Regions from separate parts of the Homo sapiens genome. Here region 2 is linked to region 1. Evidence: read pairs that join two places in POLR2A ChIA-PET (ENCODE). Cell type or tissue: Panc1. All regions are shown on one strand.

The links. ChIA-PET counts read pairs that join two places held together with the same protein. Peaks named below come from ENCODE experiments on the same cell type or tissue, not always from the same donor. Only the 100,000 strongest peaks of a DNase experiment are listed, where the experiment ranks them.
Region 2: POLR2A ChIA-PET joins it to region 1 with 7 read pairs; 6 of 35 experiments call an interaction of 5 or more read pairs at or near these places.

The regions. Positions count from the first base shown.
Region 1 is chr11:68,186,920-68,191,919 of GRCh38, reverse strand. KMT5B (lysine methyltransferase 5B) reads left to right here. Exons shown (of 11, transcript NM_017635.5): 2 at 1,768-2,003. The coding sequence starts at 1,844. Among named protein-coding and RNA genes, the nearest start is that of KMT5B, 24 kb to the left of the region's middle. In Panc1, no CTCF peak of the experiment used is centred here; no DNase peak of the experiment used is centred here.
Region 2 is chr11:68,096,523-68,101,522 of GRCh38, reverse strand. CHKA (choline kinase alpha) reads left to right here. Exons shown (of 12, transcript NM_001277.3): 2 at 4,393-4,504. Among named protein-coding and RNA genes, the nearest start is that of CHKA, 22 kb to the left of the region's middle. In Panc1, no CTCF peak of the experiment used is centred here; no DNase peak of the experiment used is centred here; H3K27ac peaks cover 676 bases.

The DNA of each region.
Region 1 (5,000 bases):
GCACTTCCCATGAATGGAACTTGCAGGATTTGAAGTTGCTCTGGATGAGTCAGTGAGTGAGTGGTGAGTAATTGCGTAGACCTAGTACATGTATACTATTGTAGACTTTATTAACACCGTACACTTAGGCTACGCTAAATTTATTTTGAAATGTTTCTTCAATAATTAACCTTAGCTTGTAACTGTTTTACTTTATAAAGTTTTTTTTTCTAAAAACTTTTTGACTCTTTTATGGTAATACTTGGCTTAAAATACAAACACATATAGCTATACAAAAATACATTCTGGCCACATACAGTGGCTCACGCCTATAATCCCAGCACTTTCGGAGGCCAAGGCAGGTGGATCACTTGAGGTTGGGAGTTCGAGACCAGCCTAGCCAACATGGTAAAACCCTGTCTCTACTAAAAATACAAAAATTAGCTGGGTGTGGTGGTGCACGCCTGTAATCCCACCTACTCAGGAGACTGAGGCAGGAGAATCATTTGAACCTGGGAGGTGGAGGTTGCAATGAGAAGAGATGGCACCACTGCACTCTAGCCGGGGCGACAGAGCAAGGCCCTGTCTCAAATAAATGAATGTATATTCTTTCTTAGCCAGGCACAGTGGCTCATGCCTGTAATCCCAGCACTTTTGGAGGCCAAGGTGGAGGGATTGCTTGAGGCCAGGAGTTTGAGACCAGTCTGGGCAACATAGTGAGACCTCGTCTCTACACACACACACACACACACACACACACACACACAAAGTTTTAAAATTAACTGGATGTGGTGGCTCCTGCCTCTAGTCCCAGCTACTTGGGAGGCTGAGTGGGAGGATTGGTTGAGCCCTGGAATTTGAGGTTGCAGTGAGCCATAATCACACCACTGCACTCCAGCCTGGGCCATAGAGTGAGACTGTCTCAAAACACAGACAAAAAGACACAAAAATATATTATTATTTTCTTTTCTTTTTTGGAAGACAGGGTTGCTCTGTCACCCAGGCTGGAGTACAGTGTTGCAATCATAGCTTCACTGCAGGCTTGACCTCCCATCTCAGCCTCTCAAGTAGCTGGAACCACAGGCTCATGCCACTATGCCTGGCTCACTTTTTTATTTTCTGTAGAGGCAGGGTCTTGCCATGTTGCCCAGGCTGGTCTCAACTTCTGGGCTCAAGCAGTCCGCCTGCCATGGCCCCCCAAAGTGCTGGGATTACAGGCATGAGCCACTGTGCTCAGCTATATTCTTTTTAAAATATCTTTATTCTATAACCTTTTCCTACTTTTATTTTTTTAACTTTTTTATTAAAAACTGAGACACAGGTCACAAACATTAGCTTCAGCCCACACAGGGTCGGGATTATCCATATCACTGTCTTCTCCCTCTGCATCTTGTCCCACTGGAGCGTCTTCAGGGGCAGTAGCATGCATGGAGCTGTCATCTCCTGTGATAACAGTGCCTTCCTCTGGAATATCTCTTGAATAACCTGCCTGGGGCTGTTTTATAGTTAACTTAAAAAAAAGTAGAAGGAATATACTCTAAAATAACAGTAAAAAGTATAATATAGTAAATACTAGGCAATACGAATTTTATGAAGTGTATGTCCAGCTCTGTTATAATCTTATGGAACCACCGTTGTTTATGTGGTCTGTCATTGACCAAAACATCATTATACTGTGAATGACTGTCCTTTTAATATTATATATCTTTCTCAAGGGTCTGTTTAGCATGATCTTTCATGTATTTATCTCCCCATTTTGTTTTGTTTTTCATATTTTGTTTCTGTTAGGAGAGAACATTGAAAGTATTCTCTAAGCTATTTGAAGAGAGTGACTAAATGCACCTGGGTCAGGCTGTCTGTGGGTATGAAGTGGTTGGGAGAATCCAAGAACATGGTGGTGAATGGCAGGAGAAATGGAGGCAAGTTGTCTAATGACCATCAGCAGAATCAATCAAAATTACAGCACACGGGGAAGGACACCCTGAAGGCTGGCAAAAATGCAGTCGAGAGGAGGTCGAACAGATGTATGTACACACTTAAACCTTCAATGTTCTGATTGTGATATGGGGTAGTAATTCTTTCCAGTTTGTAATGTGTATTCTGTTTTCTTTTGTCTTAAATAATTTTTTGCATTTTCATAATTAACAATATAGTCTTTTTACTCTCAAAGTTGTGTCAATTTTTATTCTCATCAAACTATATAAAACTCAAGTTTAATGCTTCATATAATTATTTTAATCATGCTTTTCTGTCTGTTACTTTATATTTTGTAGAATTTACCTGAATGGTTGATATGTCTTACTAAATTTTTAAAATTTTAATTGAACTTCTTACAGGTTAACCTGTATTTTTTTAATAGATGTAAGTATAGGTATGTACTTCTTTGCTAATTTCCACAAATGTTTCATGGAATAATATGAATAATGACGCCAACTGTAATTTACATAAGTAGAATGAGGATAGATAGAACTGACTGCTTTAGGGCAGCCTCACAAATCATAGCAATTTATTCTATTTATACAGGGTAGACAGTTGTTCATCCTGACAGTGAAACACTGCTGATAAGTTACTTTATTTCCTCTATACCTCTTGATAGGAAAGAGGCTGCTTTTTGAGAGTTCAGGAAGTTGTAGATTTGGTGCGTATTTCATAGTTCCTCTAAAAGTAGTAAAATGACTGAGGACAAGTGTATACCTAACTAGGCAGCTATATGTCCAAACGTATGTCATGTTAAAGAGGACAGCTTTTCTTCTTTTTCTAACGTGAATCTAGCCACCTTTGAATATCCTTAATTCAGATTGGCATTGGCCTGTTTCCAGGGATTTGGATTAGCCTGGGATTTTCTGTAGTTTCAGATTGTACAAGTTCTGATAGATTTCCTTCTTACCTTTTAGGGTTTATGCGATTCATTGGGCCCAGGCTACCCTTAACCTTTCCATTTCAGATCAGGTCACTGTTGCTATAGAAAACCAGACAGAATTCCTGCTTGGGACAAGAGTAGGAAGAGGCAAGACTGAATGAGTGGTCCTCTGCATGGACACCACTCACTCCTGAGGCTGCTGGCAGCATGTACCCTCATCCTGCCTCACTCCTTAGCAGCTAGTGTGAACGTGAAGAATTGAGAAATATAGTGATCACATCAGTGTGTATTCATTCTGGTCAGCAAACTAGGCATATCTTAAGTTTTTTAGGAAATCACTGTTGGCCTCCTTTTGTGTATCATAGTGCAAAACAGTTTTAATTAGTTGAATTATTATAGATACACAAGAATTTAGAAAATGCGTCTGGGCGTGGTAGCTCACACCTGTAGTCCCGGCACTTTGGGAGTCCAAGGCGAATGGATCTGCTTAAGTCCAGGAGTTTGAGACCAGCCTGGGCAACATGGTGAAACCCTGTGTCTACAAAAACTACCGTGTCTACAAAAAAATTAGCCAATCATGGTGTTGCATGTCTATGGTTCCAACTACTTTGAGAGGCTGTGGTTGGAAAGATCACTTGAGCCCAGGAGTTAGAGGTTGCAGTGAGCCGAGATCACACCACTGCACTCCAGCATGGGCAAAAAAAAATGAGACTCTTGTTTAAAGAAAAAAAAAAAGAGTTTAGAAATGGCCATTACGGGCCGGGCGTGGTGGCTCACGCCTGTAATCCCAGCACTTTGGGAGGCTGAGGTGGGTGGATCATGAGGTCAGGAGATCGAGACCATCCTGGCTAATACGGTCAAACCCCGCCTCTACTAAAAATACAAAAAATCAGCTGGGCGTGGTGGCAGGTGCCTGTAGTCCCAACTACTCGTGAGGCTGAGGCGGGAGAATGGTGTGAACCCGGGAGGCAGAGCTTGCAGTGAGCCGAGATTGCGTCACTGCACTCCAGCCTGGGCGACAGAGCGAGACTCCATCTCAAAAAAAAAAAAAAAAGAAAAAGGAAAATGGCCATTACTTTGGTTACACTTTACCAAGCATAGATAAATATAGAGGGCTAGGTTGGGAAAACCCAGTGTGTGAAGATGACATAGCCTTACATTGAATGTTATTGGGCCAGAATGGTGCAGAAAGAGAGCCAGCAATGAGAAATGGGAGAGCACAGAGCAGTGCCCCATCTCAGATACAATCAGTGACTTTCCCAGCAGCAGAGCCTTAAGATACAGGAAAGAAAAACTGACAAAATTGAAGGGAAAAATCAACAATTCAGCAATAATTTGGAGACTTTGATACGCCACTTTTAATAATGGATAGAACAGCTTAAGACTATAAACCAATGAGGCCTAACAGACATCTATAGAACCTCATCAGAATACGCATTCATCTCAAGTGCAAGTGCAGCATTCCAGGATAGAACATATGCTAGACCGTATAACAAGCTTCCATAAACTTCAAAGGATTGAAATCATAAAAGGTATGTTCTGTGACCCCAATGGAGGAAAATTAGAAATTAACAAGGAAATTTGGGAATTTCACAAATACATAGAAATGAAATAACACACTTCTAAATAATCAGTGGGTCAAAGAAGAAATCAAAAAGGAAATCAGAAAACATTTTGAAGTGAATTAAAAGAAAGATAAAACATACTAAAACTTACAGGATGCAGCCAAAGCGGTGGTTTAGAGGGAAATTTATACTTGTAAATGCCTGCGTGAAAAAAAGAAGACTGGGCGTGGTGGCTCACGCCTGTAATCCCAGCAGTTTGGGAGGCTGAGGCAGGAGGATGGCTTGAGCTCAGGAGTTCAAGACCAGCCTGGACAATATGGCGAGACCCCACTTTTACAAAAAAATACAAAAATTAACCAGGTTTGATGATGCATGCCTGTGGTCCCAGCTACTAGGGAGGCTGAGGCAGGATGATTCCTTGAGCCCAGGAATTCGAGGCTGCGGTGAGCTGTGATCATGCCACTGCACTCCAGGCTGGGTGGCAAAGCAAGACCCTGTCTTCAAAAAAAAAAAAAGTGAGTTGTGTCGTATGTGAATTGTATTTCAATAAAGCTATTATGCTGTTACCAAAAATTTAACAATGTTGATAGCTTTTC
Region 2 (5,000 bases), 90 kb after region 1:
GCCTCCCGTTTAGAAATAATACTGCTACTGATTTTTGTATGTTGATTTTGTATCCTGCAATCTTACTGAACTTATTAGTTCTCATAGTTTTTTGGTGGGGTCTTTAGGGTTTTCTATATGTAAGATCATGTTGTCTGCAAACAGGGATAATTTAACTTCATTTCCAATTTGGATGCCTTTTATTTCTTTCTCTTGCCTTGTTTTTCTGGCTATCAAGAGAAGCTGAAATGATTCATTTCATTTTTGCTCAACAATTTATGTAAAATAACCTCTTTGGACCAGCGTGGTGGCTCACGCCTGTAATCCCAGCACTTTGGGGGGCTGAGACAGGTAGATCATGAGGTCAGGAGATCGAGACCATCCTGGCTAACACGGTGAAACCCCGTCTCTACTAAAAATACAAAAAAATTAGCCCGGTGTGGTGGTGGGCGCCTGTAGTCCCAGCTACTTGGGAGGCTGAGGCAGGAGAATGGTGTGAACCTGGGAGGTGGAGCTTGCAGTGAGCCGAGATCGCGCTGTTGCACTCCAGCCTGGGTGACAGAGTGAGACTCCGTCTCAAAAAAAAAAAAAAAAAAAAAAAAAAAAGAACCTCTTTATACTGCTTGTTATTCCCTTAGTATTCTGTTTTAAGGAATCATGGGTTGACAGTTAGTGATGCGTGCACCACTGGGTCTGGAGGGCAGGGGTGAGAATTCCTGCCAGCAGGTACTTCCTGCTTTTTTCTGTTTCCTTCCTGTCATTGTGTTGAGTGTGGAATAAGTGTGTTATTGTCACTGTATTTGAGATTTTGCTTGAGTATCTTGTGCCTCTCATATATATGTGTGTGTGTGTGCATATATATATTTAAATTTATTTATTTATTTATTGGAGATGATGTTTCGCTCTTGTATTTATTTATTTATTTATTTATTTATTTATGTATTTATTTATTGGAGATGATGTTTCGTTCTTGTCCCCCAGGCTGGAGTGCAATGGCACAATCTCGGCTCACTGCAATCTCTGCCTCTCGGGTTCAAGTAGTTCTCCTGCCTCAGCCTCCTGAGTAGCTGGGATTACAGGCACGTGCCACCATGCCCGGCTAATTTTTGTATTTTTAGTAGAGACAGGGTTTCACCATGTTGGCCAGGCTGGTCTTGAACTCCTGACCTCAAGTGATCTGCCCGCCTCAGCCTCCCAAAGTGCTAGGATTACAGGCGTGAGCCGCCACATCCAGCCCATGCCTCTCATATCTAATTATGACTTATAAAGCTATTATGCCAGGTGATAAAGTTTGTGGTTTCAAAACTTCTTGCAAATCCTTGAGAGCTCCTGGGGTTTTACTTGGGAGGATATTTTTGACAAATTATATGATAAATTGAACTGTTACATTTTTGCTACCATTTCTGGCATTTCTTCCTACCACATTTTATTGTTCCTGGTCATATTATTATTTGACTCATTGGTAGTTGGCTTTTTTTCTAGGTAAATTTCTCACAGTTTGGGTTATTGGTGCCAGTCACCTTGCTTCATTTATTTTGACTGTCACTAAAAAATAATTGACAATTTATTCACTAAAACCTATTGAACAATAGAGGCTACAGGTAATAAAAAGCAGTTGAAGGGTTTCCAGGTTGTGAGCTTGTTTCTGGCCAAGCTAGTCTGCCTTCCTTCTTTAGCAGTACGGGGGTAAACTTTGAATCAGGTTACACAATTTAGAACAGTACTTCATCTGTTTGCCTTTGCATTTGACTGAGATTTCCAGAGTATGTGACCGGAAGAAAAACTAGGGCTTTTAACTCTGTTTTAATGCCCGTTCTGTTGCTTGGTAGCCAGAAACCCATGTTGGCTGTGACCAGACGCGGCAGGGGGATTCTGATAAGCCACACAGTTGAGGCGCCACGCCAAGTTTAACAGAAAGGTTAAGGCTGCTTTTGGTTCCTTTGATCTACACGCTGTCGGCCTGCTTCACAGCTTGCTTTGGGAAAACAAGAACTTTGGGTTCCCTTTTATTTTTGTTCTTTTTAACTAAGGTAGACAACCTTCTGGGAAAATAGATCCTGACTCTTGCTGTCTTGTTCCTAGAGACTCATGATGGTTTTTCATTTTAAGTAACCTTTGAAAAAACCTCTTAAATATGTCTTACTTAAATCTGGGAAAAAATTGTTTGTGCTAGAAGCACATTCAAATTTTTTATTTGGTAAGAAAATGAGATATAGTTCACAAACCATACAATTCACCCATTTAAATTGTACAGTCCAGTGGCTTTTAGTGTAATCACAGATACTTGCAGCTGTTACCACAGTCAGTTTTAGAACATTTTCATCTTTCAAAAAGAAACTTTTAGCTATCATCCCCTACCCCTAAGTACCCCTTCCCACCCCAGCTCCTGGCAACCACTAATGGACTTTATAGATTTCCTTGTTCTGGACAGTTCATATGAATGGAATCATATAACATGTGGTCTTTTGTGACTGTCTTCTTTCACTTAGCATAATGTTTTTAAGTTTCATGTTGTAGTATATATCAGTACTTCATACTTTTTTATTAAAACTGTGGTAAAATAAGGTCAGGCATGGTGTGCCTGTAATTCTAGCACTTTGGGAGGCCGAGATGGGTGGATCACCTGAGGTCAGGAGTTCCAGAGCAGCCTGGCAAAACTCCGTTTCTACCAAAAATACAAAAATTAGCTAAGCATGCTGGCATACACCTGTAATCCCAGCTACTTGGGGGGCTGAGGCAGGAGAATCGCTTGAACCTGGGTGGTGGAGGTTGCAGTGAGCCGAGATTGTGCCACTGTACTCTAGCCTGGATGACAGAGCAAAACCCTCTCTGAAAAAAATAAATAAATAAATAAAATCAAGTAAAATTGTGGTAAAATAAGCAGCATTAAAAATACAATTTTAACAATTTAAAAATATATAGTTTAGTGGCATTAAGTACATTCATTGTTGTGCTGCCATCACCACCATCCGTCTCCAGAATGTTGTCGTCTTCCCAAACTGAAACTCTGTACCCATTAAACTTAAACCAACTCCCCATTTCCACCTAGTTACCCTTATTTTTAAAAATTAATGAGCTCGATCAGAATCTGTTTTCAGTTTTAAGCCACTAAATTTGTAGTAATTTGTTATAGCAGTAATAGGACATGGAGATGTTTGTGTCATAGAGGTTTATAGAGAGTAGTCCTGATGGAAGGTGATTTTGCAGCTCACGCAGCTCCTATGACATTTTTCTTTTATCTTTTCTTTTTCTTTTTTTTTTTTTTTTTTTTTGAGATAGGAGTCTCACTCTGTCGCCCAGGCTGGAGTACAGTGGCGCGATAACGGCTCACTGCAACCTCTGCCTCCTGGGTTCAAGCGATTCTTCTGCCTCAGCCTCTCAAGTAGCTGGTATTACAAGGTGTGTGCCACCACACCCGGCTAATTTATATTTTTAGTAGAGACAGGCTTTCACCATGTTGGCCAGGCTGGTGTCAAACTCTTGACCTCAGGTGATCCACCTGCCTTGGCCTCCCAAAGTGCTGGGATTACAGGCATGAGCCACTGCGCCCGACCTCCTGTAATGTCTTTAATGTGGCACATGGTGCTCTCCAGCTTTGCCTCCTATCTCTTTGACAACTCTTCATGGTTAGTTACAAGCAGGGACTCGAGCCATATGCCTGGGTTTGATTCCTTGCTTAGCTACTTACTTGGTGTGTGATTAGAGTATTGAGGTCTCCTGTTTCATCTGAAGGCCGTGGTAACCAGTTAATGTTGGGAGTTTTTTGAACAAGCTCCTAGTCAAAATCAGTTGACAGATTTTTAGTAACACTAGCGTAGAAGATCTTGGAACTATTAATACATATCAAATGGAAAGCCCTAGAGAAGAAGGTTTAAATATTGCCTCAAGATTTTTTTTTTTTTTTTTTTGAGACGGAGTCTTGCTCTGTCGCCCAGGCTGGAGTGCAGTGGTGCCATCTCGGCTCACTGCAAGCTTCGCCTCCCGGGTTCATGCCATTCTCCTGCCTCAGCCTCCTGAGTTGCTGGGACTACAGGCACCTGCCACCACGCCTGGCTAATTTTTTGTATTTTTTTAGTAGAGACGGGGTTTCACCGTGTTAGCCAGGATGGTCTAGATTCCTTGACCTTGTGATCCACCCGCCTCGGCCTCCCAAAGTGCTGGGATTACAGGCGTGAGCCACCGTGCCCGGCCCACACGGGCAATTTCAAAAACGCTTCCCCACCTCTACTGCAGAAAAACAGAAAGGGAATTTGTCTGTTTTTAATGTGACTCATGGAGTTAAATTGAGAGAATAAATCGAGATAAGATGAGAACAGTTCTTGTGTAACCCTGACTTTTCATCCATATTTATCCAAGAAGAGTGATTTAGCTCACCTGCAATAAAGATACTTACTGTCCTCTTATTTCTGACAGAGGCGGCCTTAGCAACATGCTGTTCCAGTGCTCCCTACCTGACACCACAGCCACCCTTGGTGATGAGCCTCGGAAAGTGCTCCTGCGGCTGTATGGAGCGATTTTGCAGATGGTGAGTTGGTAGGCTACTTTGGGAGGGGGGGATCCTGTTAACATTTTAAATCCTCTTTGCTGAGATACCTTGGAAAGAGATTTTAAATACTTTAATGGTGTTACTAAAGATATTTGAGTATATTGCTTTTACTTTTACTTTAATTGGGCTGCACAGCTTGGTTTGCATTCTAAGTTAATTCGTGTTTTTTTTAGTTATTATTTATTAGTAAACTAGTGCAAGTATTCCCAGTTTTACATCCAGAGAAGGTACAATGTTGGTTAAATCTTCAATAGTGCTTGATGATTCTTGGTTCTACATATTGATTAAAATTTTCAGCTCAGATTTAGATTATAAAGTTCTAATGTGGAGAAGGTATTGTTTTTATAACATTATCCAAAAGATTTTAGAGGATAGTCCCAGTTAACAAAGTATGATCTCAACGAAGCTGAATTTAATAACTGTTTCTCTGAGATTTCTTTAAAACTTTGAGTTGTTTGTTACAGTCATAATCTTT